Linked DNA regions of Homo sapiens: region 1 is linked to region 2. A link is a contact called in ENCODE Hi-C or POLR2A ChIA-PET data. All regions are on one chromosome and are shown on one strand. Each heading gives the region's core, a stretch centred on a gene start or an enhancer-like site at or near the end of the contact. The rest is flanking DNA. Distances are from core to core; before and after follow the strand shown. Region 1 holds the start of LINC01010 (long intergenic non-protein coding RNA 1010). Region 2 has its middle 38 kb from the start of LINC01010.

Region 1 (4,757 bases), core at 1,067-3,566, 39 kb before region 2:
AACCTCAAAATGAGAACACAGCCCTGAGCACAGGTCCTGAACAAAAAGCAGAACATCTTTTTGTCAGCCTCACACCTCCTCTAAACCCCAATTTAGAATAGGTTTGGTATGAAGATCAAAATAGATTAACTGTATGGAGAATCTGTAAACCCAAAATAGATTAACTGTATGGAGAATCTGTAAACCCAAAACACCATAAAGGTGTAAAGTGGTATAATTATTATTACTATATGTTTTTACACACCAAAAACCACAGAGTCGGCTTCTGTACAGCTCACAGTGTGAAAAGGTGTGTTTCTTCTTCCAGAAAACATTAAAATTGGTCAATATATGACTTTTTAATCTTCTTATGGTTAATCCAAGTGAATTGTAATTTTCCTCCATGGTAAGGGTTATATTTTCCCCTTTATTTCTGGAATCTTTTTGCTTTTCCTTTCTTCTTTTTCTCTGTCTCTGTATATGTCTCTGTCTTTTTGTTTTTTAAACAAACACCCTCCTTTCCGCAGAAAGCCTAAGGGCCATTATTATTGTTGTTCAAGGGGAAAAGTGGCTCCCAAATGTCAGGCTCAATTCTCTGGCTTTCTTCCTCTTCCAATCTTTGTCCCAAGATGCCTCACTGCATTGTTACTGTTCCAAAGTAAAACCAATCAGTTCTTTAAAAATCTTCTGAATGCCCATAATTTCATGTACTTAGTTTACTATCAGTCACTACATGATACACTTTTAATTTGGCAAATTTAATGTGACAAATTAATTGGACAAATTTAATGTGATGGTCAAATCATCTTGAGCTACGCAATTCAAAATAATAATTTGGATAGGCCTTAGTTTACTTTTCCCCATTTTTCTCTAACAGTGTTCAACAGTTTCGTATCTGCCAAACCTGAGAAAATTCTTCATAAAATTTCAGAGCTTTTGAGCCTCTTTGAAGTGGCAATATCCACAGGGGACCCGATGTGCTCAGCTAACTTGGTAACCTGACCCTATATCCCTGCATACCCAGACCTCTCTATTCGTTTCTCCCGGGCGAATCCCACCTCAGCCCCCAACTCTGAGTAGCTCAGACTACAAGCACAAGCCACCATGCCTGACTGATTTTTGTATTTTTGCAGAGACAGAGTTTTGCCATTTTGCCCAAGCTGGTCTCAAACTCCTGGGCTCAAGTGATCCAGCCTCAGCCTCCCAAAGTGCTGGGATTACAGGCATGAGCCATTGCACCTGGCCTGTTGGCCAACTCTTAATAGCAATTCTTCTATGCTATAGTGAAATAATTAGAAAAGACTACATCCCTAAATATTTTAGGATGCATTAATCACTGTCTTTAACTAATAAATTAATTGAATGCAAAGAGTCCATTCTAAAATATCGGGGAATTTTATCCTTCAACACAGACTTTCTACAGTAGTTTTCAAACAGATTTTGAAGTCTTACGTTACAAATTAGAAAGTAGAAACACATTTCTAATCTGATATTAAAACATTTACAGAGGAAATAATTGAAAATGTCTTACCAGATCACTGTCAGAATTGGCAGTACTAGGCAGTCCTCCTGATTTTCATTCCAGAATTATAATGATAAGAAGGTAGATATTTTTAAGAGAACTAAACAGTAAGTTAATCAGCTATAGTATTCTCAGTTTTTTCCCTGAAGTTTTTTCTCATTATCTCATTTACTTTGGGGACCAATAACTTGTCCCCTTTTTGCAAACATGGGCAGAAACAATGAGTACTTTTTCATTTTGCCTCTAATGCTAAACAGTAACTCCTTGAGGCTAGAACTACAGATCCGTTCTCTCTCTAATCCCCAGTTCCTACCACAGTGACTGGTAATAACTTTCAGTAATTATGTGCACGATGCACATTTCCTTGTTAACTAAATATTTTACTTATTTCGATTGTAACCTGTAACTTTTATAGAATCCTTGCAAGGTGACCAGAAAGCTCTTTTTTGAGGAGCATAATTCTTGTTTGCGCTATTTTTTTACTCATGTCTTTTCCTAGTGATGATATTGTCTCTCCAGCACTCTCTCTCCTCCCCTCAACCCGTCCTTCTCCATCCCTGTTTCTGTAATCTCTTTATCCTAATTATAAGCTACTTAATATAGAAAGAAAATAATTGTAACAAAGGGAAAAGTTCCTTAAATGCATTACCTTTTTTCTGAAATTTGCAACAATGGCAGGATTCTTAGTAGGGCTAGCAAGCACCACTTACAGTTCTTAGGCAAAAAACCGAAGCCAAAGGACATCATCTGTCATGGAGAAAGACCCAATAGGGGAGAATATTTCCAAAATTCACATCATCAACAGCAGTATGAAATGAGAGTGATGCTAAGAGTCTGACATATACCAGCATGTAAGGGCCAGTCGCACTAGTGGGTGTCAGAGGTTACTTCTTCATTCATAGCTAAAAAGTGGAAGATGATTCATATGTCTTTGCTACTGATGTAAACAAAACACGGTGGGTGGACAGCACCCCCTGAGGGAGATGGAGATGCTGGTGAGTGGGTCGATAAGGAAGTCACTCTGCCAGCCGCCTCCTTCTTCCCAAATGTGCACAAACTCCACCTTGTAAGGTGTCCAAGGACAATGACTTATTCCACAGCAGGTGCAAACACTCAAGATTTCAGTGAGTGTCAACCTCAAATAGCTTAGGTGCTGAATCTAAATTCCACAATCTGTCGACCTGACATCGTCCTCTCTTCAGGTGTTTATATGGCCCTGGAAAAAGAAATAGTTCCATTACATAAAAGGAATTACAAAAATAATGCACCCAAACTCCAGAGAGTACTTACAGTCTTGCATCATTTTGCAATAGTTTCAGTTTCAGATCTGCATAGAATGTTGACCAGGGATAAGGTTTAACAAATCTTAAGTATGAGCATTTTGGGTCTTTTATTTCCTTAATTTCATTGAAAATAGCTGTGTCATTGACACTTTTTAGGCATATCATTATATGTATGCTCAGAGTTCACTTCCAAGAGAGTAAAATATGGCAAAGGATCATTTTAATCCAGTTGTTATCTTTTTATTTATACCCAAATTTTGTATATCTTATATGACAATTGATTTCTACTTTATCTGGTTGTATGATGAGGATGAGTTATTTTTTAAAAACACAACTGTTACTTATAACTTAAACCCAATTTGGGCTTCATAAGAATTGTCCTTCTTTCAGGCTAATATTTATGCTAACAATTGTCACAACCATAATGGAGGAAAAAAATATTTTAAGGACAAGAATGTCACTTGAGAATAAGTGAACACCCCCTGTGACCTGGCATTTCTTGGAAGAAAGGAAGGTGCTGTGACATGCCCCTGTCATTCTGAGGTCCTCTGGAAAGGGCTGTCGTTCACAGTTGCCTGGGCAAGGCTGAGCAGGACGCACGTTTGGTGACTCAAAACATGCCGTTAAGAGTAACTAGGGTGGAACGATGCATAGCCACCATTTCAATTATGTTGGGCTATCAAAACTTTCTTAGGCAAAAGATTAAACATGTTTTTCACCAATTGTAATGGTGCTTATTTCGTTGTGTTTTGTTTTTTAAATGAGCTATTGTTAGTGCCTGTTTCTCAGAAACATAACTTACTGTAAGAATCCACACACAGGCTTAGTCACACAGCCCACCCCTCCTTTGTGCGTTTCAGATGAACAAGGGGCGTGTCTGCAGAGCATTTGCCACTGACTCATTGCACTCCCCACACAGTGAGCGATGAGCAGTAAGTGACCAGGAAGATGACAGAATCCCATCATTGTTTTGGTATTTAGAAACTAGTAAACAGTGAAATCTTGTTTTAGCTACAAATAAAAACAAAAATATTCCATTCCTTTCTCTTCTCGAGGGTGTGCATAGGTGGAAGTGAATGTGCTCTTGTATGAGGACACATACACCTCGTTATTCAAATAGGTATGAGGAGACTCCAGAGAGCTGTGTTCTTAAGATCTATGTAGGAATAAGTAGTAGTTGCCAGATAGGGTTATTACCAAGGAAACCTAAGGCTGAAGTATATAAAAATCTGCCCACTGATGACTTTGTTTGACTTTCGGTTTTCTCATTTTAATTACAGGATGCTCTGCAGCCTTACCATCCCTTAGTCTTTCCTCTACAAATATAGTATTCATAGTAATTCACTTAGTTTTCTATGACATTGAAATGAAAATTATAGGTATAAAAATTAGGTTTACAAAAATCATTTGGAATTCTTCTGCACTGAGGATTTGTCTACTCTCTCCTATTTGTTCAGTTCTTTAATCACTTATTTTCATCAGTATGGGCATGTGGATATTTATCTTAAGCTTTGAGTTATAGTCCAACAGCGCACTGTTGATCGATTGATTGATTTGCTTAAATTGTTTCAGTTTTGGCCATTGGGAACTTTTTCAGCCGTGTGTCTTTTTGACATATTCCCATCACTGTGGATTTTTTTTTAATTTTTTTATTTTTTGCTCTCATTTGAGTGCCTCCTTGCCTTCTGGAACTACAAGATGCTGCAGGCTTATCTTAGGTATTCCCTTCCCCGTCCTAAAATCAGCCATGTCTCCAAGTAACCATTGGAGAATGGTATTAGAAATCAAGATTGGGGCCGGGTGTAGTGGCTCACGCCTGTAATCCCAACACTTTGGGAGGCTGAGGCAGGCAGATCACCTGAGGTCAGGAGTTCGAGACCAGCCTGGCCAACATGGTGAAACCCTGTCTCTACTAGAAATACAAAAAATTAGCCGGGCTTGGTGGTGGGCGCCTTGAATCCCAGCTACTTGGG
Region 2 (5,037 bases), core at 1,964-4,463:
TACTTATCGGCTGGACATGGTGGCTCACGCCTGTAATCCCAACACTTGGGGAGGCCGAGGTGGGCAGATCACCTGAGGTCATGAGTTCGAGACCAGCCTCGCCAACACAGTGAAACACTGTCTCTACTAAAAATACAAAAAATTAGCCGGATGTGCTGGTGCATGCCTGTAATCCCAGCTACATCGGAGGCTGAGGCAGGAGAAGTGAGCCGAGGTTGTGCCACTGCACTCAAGCCTGGGTGACAGAGTGAGACTCCATCTCAAAAAAAGAAAAAAAAAGAAAAAAGAAAAGAAAAGAAGAAAAAGTACTTATCGTGAAAAGACAATGTATATAAAAGCTAATATAATTTGACAACAAAAACATGAAGCATGCTCAGCCTCGTTAGCAAAGAAATCAAAATGTATTTTCTAAAATACAACTAGTTTGCTTGTTTCTTATAAAGGAGATGTGTTGTTTTTACCTGCCCAGGCTTCCTTTTACTCTTTTTGTAACTGAATGATATAGGACAGAAACAAAAGAAAGTCAAACTGAGTAAGGGTTATTCATCCCTCCACTCCCTGATTGTGGGTCATCTCCAATTCCTTAAAGAGAAACTGTCACTAGAACACTGTGTCACTTTGAATATCTGTGTACCCTCTTCTGATTTGCCACAGCAAGACAAGCAAGTAGAATAAAAGAACACGGATGTTAGGGACAAACAGATCAGGTTTCAAAACCAGTTCTCCCATTTACAAGTTTGTGATCTTGGGCAAGATGTTTAACCTTTCTTAACCAGTTGCTGCATTTGGTGAGACAGCTATATGACCACCTGCCTCCTTGACAGCAGAGTGCGGATTAAACACAGTAATATGTAAAATCTGTTTTATCCAATAAGCCCTTGTTACATGGTGAATATTCTGATATTACTGTTATTTTTTTCTAAATTAAGCATCAAAATATTCTTTTAAAACTAAGTTGGGTATTAAAAGGACAGGAAAAGCACAATCACTCGTTTTCATGAGAATTGTTAGGCTAATTTCCTAGTTAGTCATGATAGAGTAAAAAGCAATAATTGGGGTCAGATCAGAATTGGATAACTGCCCCCAAGTGGACCAGTGGCATTTAGGCTTAGTGACCCCATCCTCTAAAAGTAAAGAAAACACAGCTTCCTCCTCTAAAGCAGGTGCTTAAATGCCTTATGGGCTTATGAAGCCCTGGGATAGAAAAAAAGAGTTTGAAAGAGAGAGATTAATCTTCCTAGCCCATCACTTTCATCGGTCTCTTCCAAGACTTTGGGAGAAACCCTGGCAATGTGTTCACATGGTTATATGCTTTATAAAAGTTGCAGTAATAATATACTTTTGCTATAGTTTGTTAAAACTCTTACATCTAATCCAGGTAGAAATTTCCTATATCAGAGTTCCGTAGTTCAGTGAAGCTGGAGCAGCTACATATGTTTTTGAGATGCGGCTGAAGGGAAGTTTAGTTGAGGACACATTTATTTGGTTTTACTGGTATATGTTTCTATAGTTCATGATCACTTCCACGTGGTTAATGCCAGTTGTCCTAGTGTAGGAGTGGCTCCTAGGCAGGCTCTGACTATCCACTGGGCCCACCCAGCCAGCACTGAGACATGAAAGTGCTGGGCCAGAGGCTGCCTCACTGCGAATGTTCCTAGTAGTGCTTGGCACCACAAGGTTACCAACCACGGAGGACACACAAGGTTTGAGACATATGGAGCCAGGGCTAGTCCATGGAAAATTTCTCCCGATTATCAGATGTTTAAAATTTTAGGCGGGGCACAGTGGCTCACAGTGTCCTGCATGAGCTGACTGTAGGGACTACTGACTATCACGCTCGTAATCCCAACACTTTGGGAGACCGAGCCAGGCAGATCATTTGAGCCCAGGAGTTTGAGACCAGGTGGTGCAACAAGGTGAGGCCCTGTCTCTACAGAAAAATACAAAAATTAGCCAGGTCTAGTGGTGCCTGCCTTATAGGCCCTGCTACTCAGGAGGTTGAGGTGAGAAGATTGCTTGAGCCTGGGAAGTTGAGGCTGCAGTGAGCTATTATCACACCACTGCACTCCAGCCTGGACAACAGAGAGAAACCCTAGCTCAAAGAAAAAAAAAAAAAAAAAGATTAAGCGGAAGATCCCGTTCTCATGATGTCTAGTCTAATTGGAAATTCTCTCTTCTTAGGAACATACTTGATAATGACATATATTTAATAACTGAAACATATTTCTTTGCTTTTCTTATTTATTTATTTCTGAGATGGGGTTTCACTCTGTTACCTAGGCTGGAGTGCAGTGGCATGATCTCAGCTCACTGCTCCCTCAACTTCCTGGGCCCAGGCAATTCTCCCACCTCAGCCTCCTGAGTAGCTGGGACCATAGGCACATACCACCAAACCCATCTAAGTTTTGTATTTTTTTAATAGAGATGAGGTTTCACTATGTTGCCCAGATTGATCTCGAACTCCTGGGCTCAAGCTATACTCCTAGGCTCAAGCTATCCTCCTGCCTTCGCCTCCTAAAGTACTGGGATTACAGGTATGAGCCACTGTACCTGGCCATTTGCTTTTCTTTGCTTAATGGTTATCACGTAAAATAGAAGTTATCAGAATTTCTTCTTTTGTGGAGCACAAACCTTTAGCAATACTACAAACAAAATATATATCTCTGTGAGTTGAATATTTTATTCTTTCCAATTATCAACAATAAATAATAAATATAAGTCAAGCGTACTATAAGATTGAATTACATTTCTATTTTCTTCATGGAAAATGATTTTTTAAAGCCAACACGTTAACAGAAAAATCAAAGTATGCTGCCAAAATATGTAAGTAAGAAAGTATTGTAGAGGTGAATCAAGCCGTTAGTTAATAATAAATATTACGGTTTTTCTGGATTTTGTGATGTTTGTAGTATTTGTCATATTTTTAAATTGTAATATGTTGAGATTTCTTTTCTAACTCTAAATAAATGTTTACTTTTATAACGACTTTTATATACTTATCTTAGTCCATTTTCACACTGCAATAAAAAACTGCCTGAGGCTGGGTCATTTATAAAGGAAAGTGGTTTAATTGACTCACAGTTCCACGTGGCTGGGGAGGCATCAGGAAATTTACAGTCATGGTGAAAGGCAAAGGGGAAGTGAGGCCGTCTTACATGGTGGCAGGAGAGAAAAAGAGCAAAGCGACAACTGCCAAACATTTTTAAACCACCAGATCTCATGAGAACTCACTCACTATCATGAGACCAGCGTGTGGGAAACCGCCCCCATGATCCAGTCACCTCCCAGGAAGTCCCTACCCTGACACAAGGGGACTACAGTTCAAGATGAAATTTAGATGGGGACACAGAATCAAACCGTATCAATACTTTTTCTTTTTTCTTTTATTTCTTAATTGATGTATAATGATTGTACACATTTATGGGGTACATAGTGCTGTACATGTAATGTTTAGTGATCAGATCTCAAACGTTTATTATTTTTTGTGTTGAGAACATTTGATATCCTCCTAGCCATTTGACACTACATATTATTACTAATTATAGTCATCCTACAGTGAAATAAAACACTGGAACTTGTTTCTCCTATCTAGCTGTAACTTTGTATCCTTTCAAAAATCTCTCATCATCCTCCTTCCTCTTACCCTTCCCAGCCTCAGGTATCTTCTATACTACTTTTTACTTCTATGAAATCAACTTTTTATATACTTTTTATTAAAGAAGTTCTACAAAATTGCATAAACATAGGCCCTACAAAACCTGGATCCATCTGTAATATCAGGCATCCCTTTGGAAGAATATTTTTGCCGCAATGTCCTCTAGAAGGGTAAGTAAGATTACATTTAATACTTTAATCTCTGGCAACGTTTACTTCCAAAACAATGTGCAAACAGGTTATGAGATCACTTTCTGAAGAAGTCACCACCCATGGGTACAACCAGTGAAGCAGACGCAGGCAAAATCGGCCATGAAACTAGGAGCAGGTGCTATCTCCGGTATCCAGATGGGTGGGCATCTGCCCTGAGGGCCCAGTGATCCACAGTTAACATCATTTTCTTTACTTCCCCTAAACTAAGTCTCCTAGAAGCTACATTTAGGACCTAAAAAAAAAAAAAAAAAAAAAAAAAAAAAGTGAAACAAGTCCACTTCTCTGAAATATGCTCTTTACATGAAAACAAAGAGCCACAGTTACCCACCAGCAGCTATTATTCATTTATAGGTAAGTAGATAAGTAGGTAGGTAGGTAGGTAGGTAGATAAGTAAGTAGGTAGATAGATGATAGATAGATAGATAGATAGATAGATAGATAGATAGATAGACAGATAGACAGATAGTACTAGAGAAAACATGCGCAGATGTTAAATCTCCTCCTCTTATATGCAATTCAACATTTTCCCAAACTGATTCCACAGCTCTTCCGATTCGTGCTGTGTGTCCAGAATACTCTGTCCTGCATGAGCTGACTTTAGGGACTACAGATATGCACTTCTATGCTCTGCTCTGGAAACACAAACAAGTGCTATTAGCCTTTAATTGCTTCAGTAAGTGACAAAAAGCCTGCAGGACTGAGTTGTGGTGGTAGAAGTTATTTTCACTCACATCACACAACAAGCAATAGCTTTTGAAGGAAGAATGTGAAAAGCTTCATGAGAGAGGATGGGTGTGGAAAAATGAGGGGCAAGGGGGATGACAGTGGCAGAGTGGAGAGGGATCGTGAGACAGCGGCATGGCCAAGTTGGGGCAAGCTCAGTGAGAAGCGGCTAAAGTGCCTGGGGAGGGTGGCCACCATTTGCCTCTCTCACAAGTTTGGGCCTGAATGCACCTGCATCTGGATTTTCTGTGATCCCCCAGAAGGAGCAGCTCAATCCTATATAATCATCCAGAGAATTTCCCAAGGCTGAGGCGGGGCAGTGCAGCTGGAATCTGTGTCTCTGTGTCAACACTCTTCAATCCAGGAGTTTTAATTGTCTAAAGCGTCTCTATGTGGCCCTAGAATCGGTTGTCTTTTCTGCTCTTGAGTCCATTTGGGGCCTTCTCC

The links. Hi-C counts contacts between places; a loop is a spot of excess contacts on that map. ChIA-PET counts read pairs that join two places held with the same protein, here RNA polymerase II (POLR2A). Pooled maps may share reads with other maps.
Region 1: a loop to region 2 is called in a map with no recorded cell type, with 3 times the contacts of the local background. The contact joins the promoter of LINC01010 here to the enhancer-like site in region 2. A Hi-C loop is called at or near these places in 2 of 168 maps with a recorded cell type or tissue (CD14-positive monocyte and mammary epithelial cell), 2 of 37 single-sample maps with no recorded cell type and 7 of 50 pooled maps. POLR2A ChIA-PET finds 5 or more read pairs at or near these places in 11 of 52 experiments (BJ, CD4-positive, alpha-beta memory T cell, CD8-positive, alpha-beta memory T cell and 6 more).

What each region holds. Positions count from the first base shown.
Region 1 is chr6:134,435,275-134,440,031 of GRCh38, reverse strand. LINC01010 (long intergenic non-protein coding RNA 1010) reads right to left here and starts at 2,316. Exons shown (of 3, transcript NR_038217.1): 1 at 2,151-2,316. All of the region lies in intron 4 of CT69 (cancer/testis associated transcript 69), which reads left to right. RefSeq lists enhancers at 2,270-2,329, 3,487-3,781, 2,931-4,130.
Region 2 is chr6:134,396,772-134,401,808 of GRCh38, reverse strand. No RefSeq gene overlaps it. Among named protein-coding and RNA genes, the nearest start is that of LINC01010, 38 kb to the left of the region's middle. Within about 2 kb of position 3,213, at least 2 of the 41 ENCODE cell types and tissues checked have a DNase peak (open chromatin) inside an H3K27ac peak, as active enhancers do; they include CD14-positive monocyte, where a contact is called at or near this core.